Linked DNA regions of Homo sapiens: region 1 is linked to region 2. A link is an interaction called in ENCODE POLR2A ChIA-PET data of the cell type or tissue named here. Cell type or tissue: OCI-LY7. All regions are shown on one strand. Each heading gives the region's core, and the rest is flanking DNA. Links, peaks and the distances in the headings are about the cores only. Region 1 holds the start of LOC105377468 (a long non-coding RNA gene). Region 2 overlaps ZNF827 (zinc finger protein 827).

Region 1 (9,972 bases), core at 2,948-5,447, 140 kb after region 2:
TTACAGGTCAAAGCAAGTAAAGTCCAGCTTAGATTCAAGGGCATTGAAATTAGGTTTCATCTCTTGGTAGAGGAGTGACAAGATTGCATTGTAGAAGAGCATTTGGGATGAGAGACATGGTTGCAGCCTTCTTTAGAAAATACAATCTGTCATATCTCTCACAGCAAGAAATGTGCTACCCTGCTCAGGGCATGCTGAGACTTGTTTCCAGTTTTTGGAATAGAGGCAATGAGGGCAGGAAGTAGCAGACCTTGAAGTAATCTTGGAGGTGTCTGCTTCAGAGGAGGACTGTGTAGAGTCTCTAGGCAAAGGGAAGCTGTTCTGTTCAAGTAACAGGGTGCAGGATACTCCTGCTAGCCTGGGTTGTTCAGGGAATCTAGGGGTTCAAGGTTATCTAGCACATCTATCCAGATGCCTGCCTGCATCCCAGTAGTTTTTAAGGACCATTTCCTTCCTCTAGGGCTTTGACTTTTGCATGAGAGGCCTGCCTGGACTGTGTCTTCAGTCTGCTCTGTAGTTCAATTCCTCTTGCAGTGAACCCCTGAATGTCATTTTTTTAGAACAGCCTGCCCTCTGGTTGCAGGAAATGGGGGTCTCTTCAGATTCTCCCAAGGAGACCTTCTGGCTTTCATTGCTATGCTCTGAATGGGTAGTTGGATGTTGTAAACCTATCTTTCTTTTTTCCCAATTCTTCTAGGGGAGTTAACAAGAACAAGACAACTCTTCAATTCCTGTGATTATCACAGCCCTATATCTTTCAGGAGTTAGCACTATTGCATAAGGTTAGCGTCTCCTTTCATTTTTACCTCATCCAAGTACACCATGGGTCAATTGTGGGTAATGAAATTCTTCAAAGTGCCAGGGTTTGTCACCACCTTACTCACCACCATTAATGGGGTTTTTGTTGCCTCCATACCATTGATAATATACTTTCTGTAGTCACTTCCAGTACCTATTATCTTAGTTTGAGTTCCTCCCAAATGAGACCTTGAGACAAAGCTTTGGATACAGGAGTTTATCTTGGAGAGTATCCCAGGTAGAACAAGTGAGTGAGTGTGCAAATTGAGAGGGGTGAAATGAAAATTGAGTTGGTGAATGAGTTTTTACTGTGGGCAACTTTGGTTCAATCCCATTTGGGACCTCTGAGGAACCAACCAGAATGCCTTATAATAGTCCCACCAAGGTATGGGACAGTTGCTATTAATCCACTGATCCTCATTCTTCATGGGTTGAGGGGTTTTCAGTCCCCAGCAGTTCCAGGATACCTTGTGAGTGTCGGGCAAGCTCTTGGTGTACTGGAGGAAATCCTCGGAGAAGCAGAATGAGGCAAGTGCTTGATAGGGGAAGACATCAGCATCCTTAGGAAGTGTTCACTGCAGCTGCAGGTCAACTCAGAGTCAAAGGGACATGAGGAAGGGCATCAAGATAGTCTACTACCTACTCCTCAGTAATTCACATGAAAAAATCAAGAGGCACTCCCTGTTAAACATTGTAGACTGAACACATGCGTTTATCACAACTCCATCCTGAAGCCTCTCTGAAATGACTGAAAAGGAATAAAAACAATCTTATAAAACCTGGAAGGATAAAGAGAACAGAAGAGGCAACAGCAGACAAGAGCTAGCAACAAAATGTTGGAAGACAGAAGGCAGACGGGTGAGTGGTAACGAAGTTAACAGAGCAGCAAGAAAGTTTGCTTTGCTGTGGAAAATATCAAAAAGCAAATGAATACCTACTGTACAACCCTGGAAAGGCTCAGAAACTGGAAATTGTTGTTACTTCTGTAGAAAGGGATGCAGGCTGGGGCTGAAAAAAAATGGGATTGGAGATGACCCCTCAGAATCCTTCTCCTCTTCTGTACACCAACCAGCCCAGCAGGCAACTGGTTTAATTTCTAGGGAAATAGAGCCAGGGATTTTCAGACCCAATGATACCATGTTTTGTAGAGGATAGGAGTAAGGCTGAAAAAGGATGATCAAGGTCAAGTCTACATGCCATATACTAATTAGTGAGACTCCCACCCTTTTTCCCTCACTTGCAGTTAGGGCACTGGCAACTAGATTTATATTCCCTAGGCAGGGAATTGGAAGAGTCCCCTTTGACAAAACCAACTGATTGGAGAAAAGACTTATATACTGACATTTTTAAGTCTCCCAGTGAAATGACCAGGTGCCTGACTGATTGCTCTCCAGTAAACAGTAGCAATTGACAAACACTGCAAATACACACAAAGCTTCCCATTTGCTTTTTAAGTGCCTCACTCTTAAGTGTGAACAATCAAGTATCACCAGACATGTGAGGAAAGTCTCCAACATAAAATATTAAAGATTAAAATAAACAAATAAATGAATAAAGGCAACTTGGAGTAACAAAAAGTGCAGTGAAAAGAACACTTAAACATATTATTGACCTCAAAAAAAAGATAAAATGTTACATCTGCAAAATAAGAATGTGTGGTTACATGAAAAAAGGAGTATGTAGAGCATAAGAAATCATTCTTGGTAAATGAAAATAGGGTAACAGAAATAACAGATTCAATAAAAGGGCTGGAAGGTAAGTCTTCAAGAAACTAAGTAAAAAGACAAAGGGATGGAAAAATGGAAGAGTCAAGTAAATCAGGTAATTGAACTAGGAGACCATCATTTACTAACAGGACTTTAAGAAAGACAAAATGTAGAAAACAGAGGGGAGAAATTATAAAAGAAAGGATTTTAAAACTTCCCTAGAACAGAAGGATAAGATTCTCCAGATTCATAGGCTCACGAGAACAAGTTCAACGAGCGAAAACTCCAAGCTTACCCTCACTCTCTCCAATATGCCCTTGTAGATGCTGTCATGGAATTTCTGCCAACTGAACATGCTCTCAGTGCCTTGACTTCTTTTTCTTCAATTATATAATTAATTTCCATCATTTCTTCAGCCAACTTCTTTCTTCCCATTGCTTAGATCCTAGAACTTATCATTACCAATGACTGCACTGATATTAACTTGATAATCTCAACTTCAAGCTTCCCACTTTCTGACCATAACCACTGATTTTTCCTGTTAGGTTGGTGCAAAAGTAAGGGCAAAACAAACAAACAAACAAAAAACCAAACAAACAAGAAAATTACTTTTGCACCAACCTAATAGTTTATTCCCACTAACATCCCAATTCCTAAAATATTTCTGGTCCTTTGGGACTGAAAATTAGTTAATCTGATGCCACCACCTTTTCACTGTCCCGCACTCACCTCGCGTCCTTACCCTGTGTAGATTCTACAGTCCATCAGTATAAATTCCCTTGCATACACTTTCAACTCTCTTGCCCTTCTCTCCTTTCATTGTATTTTCTTGAAAAGGACCCAGTCCTGGCTTAATTCAATTCCCCACACATGATGTTTGCACATGCCTGCAGCTTAATATGGCAGGAGAAAATACACATCCAAACCAGGCGGTCCTGATTTAAACTCGTTATCACTCACCTCCGGTGAGACTTTTGTGCTATTCAGCAATCCCACTACATCTTCCTAGTCTATTTACTGCCCCATTCTCCTTGTTTAGTTCCTCTCCCACCCTCCTAAATGACTATTTTGTATCTTTTCCTACAATATCTCCTTTTCCACCCTCATTTCAAGTTCATGCCCTTACCTCCAAATTCACTAAGAAAATTAAAGCAACCTGAAAATGCCCCTCCTCATTCCCATCACCACATTCACTTGCATCTGTTAGTGCACCCTGCGTGCTACAGTACACACATGTTCCATCCCCTGAGCTAAGACAATCCCTCTACTTATAGTCTTAGTTTCTTCCCCTTCCTTGAAAGTTTTAGTAATTGTACTTTGTCCCTTCTTTCCCTGTCTTTTATCAGTTTTTTCCTCCTCTCTTGGATCATTCTCACCAGCAAGTAAATGTGCTATATTATCTTCCATTGGAAAAATGAAAATCTTTTCCTTATATCATATCTCGACTCCCCTTCAGGACAAAATTTAAAGGACTGACTGCATTCACTGTCTCTAAGACCACTCCTCCACTTCCCTTTGAACTCACTTCAGTCATGTTTTCACTCTCACAGGTTGAGCTAGTCAAAAATCACTGATGACCTCCATGTTGCTAAGTCTCAGTCCTTATCTTACTTAATCAGTCAGCAGTTGATCATTCCCTTCTACTTGAGACAGTCTCTTGGCTTGCTTTCTACCTCCCTGACTACTCCTTCTCAATCTCCTTTGTGGATTCTTCCTCTGTTCCTTAATCTTTAATATATGGGCATGCCTCTGATCTCAATCCTCAGACCTCTTTTTTTTCTATGTTCACTAATTCCTCTGCCACCTCACTTGTTTTGTCAATATTTATAGGCTGATGACTTCAAAGCTTATATATCTAGCCAACACCCCTCCTCTTAGCCCCAGACTCCCATATCCAGCTACTACCTGTTTGGGATCTCCAAGCAGAGGTCTAATAGGTATTTCAAACTGCAATGTTCAAAACAGCTTCTGCTCTTCAGAGACGTCTCTATTTCAGCAATTCCTTCCTTCCATTTGTTCAGGATAAAAACATCAGTGTCATATTTAATTAACTCCTCTCTTCCTTTATCCTATATCATCATCATATGCTTTATAATCACTGGCATGTCCTGTTGGTTTCACATTTAAAAAAAAGCAGAAACGGAACACTTTTCAACACTTTCAACATCACTAACTGGAACCCCACTAGCTGGGTACAAGCCCATTATCACTTGCTTGACTTCCTGCAATCACCTCCTAGCTGGTCTCCCTCCTGCTGCCTTAGCCCACCAGTTTATTCTCAACACAGCAGCCAGTCTGATGCTTTAAACATATGATTTAGATCATGACACTTCTCTGCTCAAAACCCTTCATTGGCTCCCTAGCTTATTTAGGATAAAAGCCAGATCCTTATAAAAAACCTCCAAAGCCTGATATAATCGGCCACAGACTACTTCTTGCAATCCACATCTCACCTCTCTCCCCCTCACAAACCCTGGTCCAGCTTACCCAGACCATCTGTTCTTCCACAATGCCAGGCTTGCTTCTGCCCCACCCCAGGCTCTTTGCACTGGACATCCATGATCTGGAGTGCTCTTCCCTCAGCAGCCCATTCCTTCACTTCCTGAGGTATATTCTTATACTTCAAGTAACGAAACAAAAGAGCAGTGCCTTTAAAAATTTAAAAATTTGCTGGAAAATATTTCTAATCTATAATTCTCTTCATATCTAGATTATCAATCAAGTTTGAAGGTAGAAATTGCATTTTACAGCATGCAAGGTCTCCACAAATTTCCCTTCAATTTCTTTTTCCGGAAGCTCCTGGAGGATGTGCTCCACCAACATGACATAATAACCCAAGAAAGAGGAAACAGGGCATCCAACACGGAAGAGAGGCAAGGGGAATTCCCAGGGTGATGGTGACAGGAAGTCCTGGGGCCATAGCTGTGCATCCAACCTAGCAAGAGGACAGCAGGTGCAGGAGGAAGGTAGTCAAGGGTAAAGAATGACACTGAGAGATTGCCTGATGCATTTGTTCATGTGAAGGAGACCGATACAGTTTTGTAGAGCTTGGAGCTGATACATGAGAGTCACATAGAAAAGCAGTGGGGTGGTTTTCTGTAGGAAACAAAACAATTAGACAAGAAAAGATAAAACATGATCACATGCCCCAACTGTTAACAATATTTTCATGGTCATAAGAATGACTTCAACCAAAATTGTGTAGTAACCCTATTGGGACCATGTAAGGAGTACAGATGCTCCTTGATTTATGATAGGGTTACGTCCCAATAAAACCATCGTTAAGCAGAAAATATTGTAAGTCAAAAATGCATTTAATACACTAACCTACCAGGCGTCATAGCTTATTGTAGCCTGACCTGCCTTAAATGTGCTCAGAACACCTACATTAGCCTACAGTTGGGAAAATTACCTAACACAAAGCTTATTTTATAATAAAGTGGTGAATTTCTCATGTAATCTATTGAATACTGTACTGAATGTGAAAAACAGAATGATCATATAGGTACTCGAAGTGTGGTTTCTACTGAAATGTGTATTGCTTTCACACCATCATAAAGCAGAACAATTTAAAGTCAAACCATCATAAGTTGGGAACCATCTGTATAGTGTGCAAGGGGGATGGAGTAGAAAGAAAGCTGGAGACTCAACTTCCAGATTAGAAAGCTAATACATTATGTCTAAAAGCTTAAAGATAGAGGCATAGCAATGTAATAATGTTATTTAAGAATATGAAGGTAAATATAGAAGTGATGGCTGAAAGATTTGAAAATGTTTCCTCTGGGAGCAGAAATCAGGATAGAGAGGGGATGCTTTTTTCTCTTTTAAATTAAAGACTTATAATGATTGACTTTTGTAAACTAAGTACATGAATTTCTTTGCTAAAATTAAAATAAAATCAGAAATAAATAGAAAGAATAGTTCTCCAAACTACAATAAAAAAGAAAGTCATGAATCATACTTAATTTAACTGATATGTAAGTGGTATAAATTGCTCATACAGAAAAAACAAAAAAATTATTTTCAATTTGTTCTAACCCTGTGAACATCTTCTAACGTGTTCTACCTATATTTCTCTTTCCTTTTCTCTTTCCTTCCTTCCTCCTTCTTCCTTCCTTTCTTGGCTTTTCTTTTCTTCTTTCTCTTTCTCTCTCCTTTGTTTCTTTCTTTCTTTTTCTCTCTTTCTTTCTCTTTCTTCCTTTCTTTTTCTTTCTTTCCTTTCTTTCTTTCTTTCTTTCTTTCTTTCTTTCTTTCTTTCTTTCTTTCTTTCTTTCTTTCTTTCTTTCTTTCTTTCTTCTTTCCTTCTTTCTTTCTTTCTTCTTTTTTTGAGACACGGTCTAACTCTGTCACCTAGGCTGGGGCTCAGTGGCATCATTATAGCTCACTGCAGCCTTGACCTCCTAGACTTAAGTGATCCTTCTCCCTCAGCTTTCTGGGTATGTGGGACCACAGGTGTGCACTACCACACCCAGATAATTTATTTATTTATTTATTTATTTATTTATTTATTTATTTATTTATTTTGGTAGAAACAGGATCATCCTATGTTGCCCAGGCAGGTCTCAAACGCCTAGGCTCAAGCAATCAGTCCTCTTCAGCCTCCCAAAGTGGTGGGATTACAGATGTGAGGCAACGTGCCCAGCCTCTCCTTTCTTCTAGGAAGTATATCCCCTTTGTTTTACAGATTTGCTCCTTTTGCATTTGTGTTTAACTGTGGTAGCATCCCATCTCCTATACATAGGGGTTGGCATATGATTCCATCAAGCCAGTCTGAGTCCTGTCTTGAAAGTTTTTGAATTGAATAGAGGAATGGAGCTTTGTGAAAGCAACCCCAGAGCTGTCAGCAGGTATGTCTTCTGTGTGAAAAATCCTGTCTGCAGTAGATAGTAGGCAACAATGACTCAGGCACAGAAATCTGGGGAAGAAATAAAGAACGAACTTGAGAGTGGGAGAGAAATCTAGAACTGACAGCATTCAGGTTTCTGGTTCTGGTTGTCCCCAGCTACTTCCTTGCATATCTAGCTCACGAGCCAAGAAGCCCTCCTTTTCTGCTCATGCTGTTTCAGGTTGCATTTATAGCAACTTCTAAAAGCACAATGTACATGTGTGTCAAAGGCAGCACTACAACACACCTTTATTGTTCCCCTACTAAGTGTGGGGCATTAAGTGCTTGACACTGGGTCCATCCTCAAAGAATTTGAGAAATCAGGACACAAAGACAAATGGAATCCTGAGGAGCCTCAAGTGCAAGAGGAGCCATGTAAATAATGAGTGCATTCAGAGGGAGGAACAGTAATGGAGGAGTAGGGAACCAGATTAGAAAAGGAGGTGGCCTTGGAAGGGAGAGGAGAGAAACGGGAAGTGTATTCTAGGCAGGGAGACAATGAGAGCTGGGGTTGCAAACTCAAAAGCTTACTAGTGCTGCAGGGCAGGGTGGCTCATGCTTATAGTCCCAGCTACTTAGAAGGCTGAGAAGGATGATTGCTTGAGCCCAGGAGTTTGAGGCTCTAGTGAGCTATAATCGTGCCACTGCACTCCAGCCTGGGAAACAGAGTGAGACCCTGTCTCCAAAGAAAGAAAAAAGAAAAAAAATTTAAAAGCTTACTAGAGCCATGCATCACATGAGTCAGGCTGGGGTGGTTGTGGGGAGCACGTGTTCCATTTGCACAGGGCTCCTGCGCCCAACAATGAATGCTGCCAGGGGAGGGCCCAGTCTTACCAGGACTTCCAATTTTTCAGGAAAAGTGAGAAATCTAAATTTTGTTGTGAAATTGGTGATGTTTAAATGTTGACAAGAATTTGTAAAAATCAAAACACTATATGAGCCAAACATACCATGTCTATTGGCTGGCTCTGGGTAGTGGTCCTTGGGTGAAAGACTGATGCTGTAAGCAAAGGCAGGGCAGAGGAAACATGTGATTGTGTTTCTAAAAAGAAGACTGGGAGCAGACGGTTGTATTGAAGAATAGTAGAAAAGTTTGGAGAGTTAGATGGGGGCTTTGAGCCCTGTTAACAGGTTATTCAAGAGACATGTGTGCAGAGAAATATTTTAGGAAGATATATTTGGTAGCTGGGTGAAGGATGAGTCAGACATGGAAAAGACTAGAATACTGTTTTATTTAAAGACATGATTTTAAGGGTTTGGTACTTTTGTGGTTTTTTTAAACTGTAAAATGGGGTCAAAGTTATTCTCATGTGAAACTGTAAGGTTTTCCTCCTTTAAGTCTGAAGCAGAACTGATCTTTCTGTTAACCTCCTGACAGAGCAATATTGGAACAACAGGGGACTCAGTGGGGAGATGGAGGGGAAGGCTTTCACTGTGCAACACTTGGAGTAGAGTCTAACCACATTCTTGCTGGACATTGCTATACTCTCCCCCCAAAGTCTCTCTTTGATCTCCATCCACTGAGTCTCCTTCCCTCTCAACTCTGTCCCCCACCATCACTACCTATTTAATCCTCCCCACCAGTGGAGTTGCAGCAGCCATGGAGCTGAGCTATCTAAATGCCCCTTCCAAAGTAAATCTTCCATGAGTTCAGTCAGCCTTCAGTCTCCAGCTGTAGTACCTTTGGGATTTGCCATAGGGTGCACACCGAGGTCATGCTCCCCATGGGCTGTTCCCAGTCAATAACTGAGCAGGCAGGGGTACTAGAGCTCATCATTTTTGCCCAACGTGGGACTCTTCTAATGGCCAATATTTACTCTGAGGTTCCCCATTGTACTGGCTGATTTTCTCAGACTGCACTTCAGTTGGAGCCTCTTCTTATCCAACCCTTCTTCCTTCCTCATTTCCTTTCACAGATGTCAGAGCCTACTTCTGCTCCCTCATCCCTTTACCTTTCACAGCTGTTTTGTCCAATAAATCTTTTGCCCTTCTAATTCCATCTTGGCATCAGCTTCCCAGACAACCGAACTGGAACCAGGATTAATCCAAGAAGGCAGGTAGTCAAAGAGGTTTGGGGACAGGATCACTCACTTTCTGGCTAGTAAGGTAGATCTCCTCTGGAATGGAATGTGGGGCATGGATAATCTTTGGCACAAGATGGTGGCCTAATTGCTAAAACTTTCATTGGTGGTGATTCGGGACATCAGGCCTTCAAAAATTATGAGGGGAACAGTGTGTACAAAGACAATGGACTTGATGGGATTTTACTAATTTGTTTTATGCCCTGCAAAGGGATTATGACAAATGAACACTAAAAACTATGTGTGAAAAACCAAAAGCCATTTTAAAAAATGGGAAGACCTGACAGATGCCAAATATTGGGAGGAGGCTTCAATAGCTCCCAAACAAGAGATATGGATGGCAAATAGGCACATGGAAAGATGCTCAATATCATGAATTATTAGAAAAATGCAAAATCGAATAAAATATCACCATATATGTATTATAGTTTTGATGGCAAAAATTTAAACTACAGATAGCACAAAGTCCTGACGAAGATGTGTAACAAATGTAACTCTCATA
Region 2 (2,500 bases), core at 1-2,500:
AAACCTGTAGATTCTCCTCCTTTTAAGTAAATAAATATAATCAACTCCAACAATTCACTAATATTGGTGAAATAGGGCCACAATAAGTTTTGTATAGCAGAAAATCTATTTATACAGCATGAAACAGCATGGCAAAATAGAAAGGGCACAAGCTTTGGAACCAGACACTCCCACTCGAATCTTATCCTGCTATACACTAGGCCCACCTGAAGTCTACAAGCACCTTCTCCTGTTTAGAGTATAAGATACTAATATCTGCAATTGTACAGGGCTATGTAAAGGTAAATTAGCATTACATAAGTAAAGCACCTGGCACAGAGTTGACGCTTAGTGAATAATAGCTTTCCCTTTTTCCCAGGCACCTAGAAATCTCAAATGAGAAAACATTATGTTTTAAAGAGGACGGCTTACCTCAGAACTGTTGATATTGTTACCCAGCTCTATATCATAATCACCCCAACCAAAGAAGACAGGAAACTTCTGGTTGTTATGACCATGGAATCCAGATGCAGAATATGCCCAGTCATCAGGAAAATCTGACGGTCTTGGCACAGTTTGAGGACAGAAAGAGAGCAACAGCCAATAGCTGAGGGGAGACTCCACAGTCTGGAATGTGCCACAGACTTCCAACCACAAAAGTTCTCTCTTGCACTTAGACGGTGGTATCCCCTGCAGCATACGCCACGGCCTCTGCTCTTCTGGGCAAGTCTCCTCAGGAAGGGAGGAGAAGCATGTGACTCCCTCCAGTCATCTCCAGGCTACATTCACGCGAATGTCCAGGGTACTGTTCATCGCCTCCTATACCCAGCCCGGGACAATTTAGGCAAATCGTTTTCTCATTTTTGAAAGAGGAAGACAGCAGGAGATGGTCTCTAAAGTCCTTTCCACCTCTAAAACCCTTTGGTTCTGTGACCCAGTCTTAACTTCTTTGTTTATTCATTCAGCAGTGTTTATGAAACACCTATGGGATTCCCCCCTTCTTAATTTCATTCATTTCTTCATTCAACAATATTAATAGAACATCTCCTATTTCTTGGATTCTGTGACCAGCTCTTTACTTCTCCCTTCATTCATTTATTCAGCACTATTTATTGACCACCTACTATAATCAGTTACTGTTATGTGCAAGAATGTACAAAAATGAATAAGAAAGTCCATGCCCTTTAAAAGCTCACAGTCAATAAGAACATCGACTAGTAAGGAAGTATACTATGCACACAAAGTTATTATGATAGAGCTATGGGAACCAGGGGAGGAGACGCCTAATTCTACCCAGCATGTGGGACAATGCAGGAGGGGAAGCAGGAAAGGCTTCTCAGAGAACTGAGTGTTGCAGGCTAAGTAGGAGGTTATCAGGCACATAAATGAGTTGAAGATATTTCAGAAACAGAGAAAAGAATACGCCAAGAAAAGGAGGTATAAGTATGATTTGCAGAACAGATAGTTCAGTACGAATAAAACAAGGAGTATACAACATGGCAGAGGAAAGGGGCTTAGATGACAAAGCATCTTCTAGATTTGCTTCTTGGCAAAGTCTAGAAGTCCAGACTTTATCCTTTTAGAAAATGCCTAAAAGATCTTAAATAGGATTATCTGGATTACATGAGTGTTTTAGAAAGTCTGCCATGGTGGCAGTGTGGAGACTGGATTACAGAGGCAGGGGTTGGGGAGGGGAGAGGTGAGACTCAGGCAAAAAAAAAAAAAAAAAAAAAAAGAGGTCAGCTGGCAACCATTTCAATTCTCTTTGAGAAAAAATATGAGTGTAAACCAAAGCAGTGGCAGGGGGTGGGCATGATTTATTCTAGAGATATTTGGGAAGCAGAACCAACAAAACTGGGTGGGGAAGAAATTCAATGAGGGGAGGAAAAGGAAGGGGGTGGCATTTGGATTACACTCAGGTTTCTGTCTCAGATGAGTGGGTTCATGGACAATGAGGACAGCAACCCAGAAAAAGAAGACACGAAGACCAGAAATACTCCTAATTCCCCAAGACTGGAAATCTTAGTCATCTCTTCTTTGCTACCATGCAGTCTCCAAGATAAATCATGCTGGACCAAGGCACTCACTGGAGTTCTCCTCCAACAGGGGTTCCAGGAAATCATAACAGGTACCAGGATAAATATGGAGCATCTTCACAGACCAAAACTGATACATACATATTTACAAGAAACAAAGGTAATTTGACTGATGAGTTATTGAAAACATTACTTTTAGTCTAAACCAACAGATATACAGTATAATGCACATTGTAAGATAATTCAAAGATACATCAAGGAAATCTCACAGAAGCTGTGAGAACCGTTGTGAGTTTAGGATTCCCCATCTTCAGGATTCTTTGCCTTTTGGGGTCTTTGGTGAAAATATTCAAAGTGCTACATTATAGCATTACCTAGTAAAGCTGAAGACGCACATGCACCAAGATGTGGCATTTCCATTACTATGTAGACAACTTAGAGTAGTGGTTCTCAAAGTGTGGTGTGTGGACCCCTATGTGTCTCTG

What was found. ChIA-PET counts read pairs that join two places held together with the same protein. Peaks named below come from ENCODE experiments on the same cell type or tissue, not always from the same donor. Only the 100,000 strongest peaks of a DNase experiment are listed, where the experiment ranks them.
Region 1: POLR2A ChIA-PET joins it to region 2 with 7 read pairs; 3 of 35 experiments call an interaction of 5 or more read pairs at or near these places.

Annotation. Positions count from the first base shown.
Region 1 is chr4:146,054,655-146,064,626 of GRCh38, forward strand. It overlaps LOC105377468 (a long non-coding RNA gene), which reads right to left and starts at 5,343. Exons shown (of 4, transcript NR_188432.1): 1 at 4,992-5,343; 2 at 4,410-4,612; 3 at 2,800-2,955; 4 at 1-1,546. RefSeq lists enhancers at 1-766, 104-353, 5,250-5,469, 8,326-8,485. In OCI-LY7, for the core only: no CTCF peak of the experiment used is centred there; DNase peaks (open chromatin) are centred at 4,057, 4,677 and 5,437; H3K4me3 peaks cover 2,500 bases; H3K27ac peaks cover 2,039 bases.
Region 2 is chr4:145,919,780-145,922,279 of GRCh38, forward strand. All of the region lies in intron 1 of ZNF827 (zinc finger protein 827), which reads right to left. Among named protein-coding and RNA genes, the nearest start is that of ZNF827, 18 kb to the right of the region's middle. In OCI-LY7, for the core only: no CTCF peak of the experiment used is centred there; no DNase peak of the experiment used is centred there.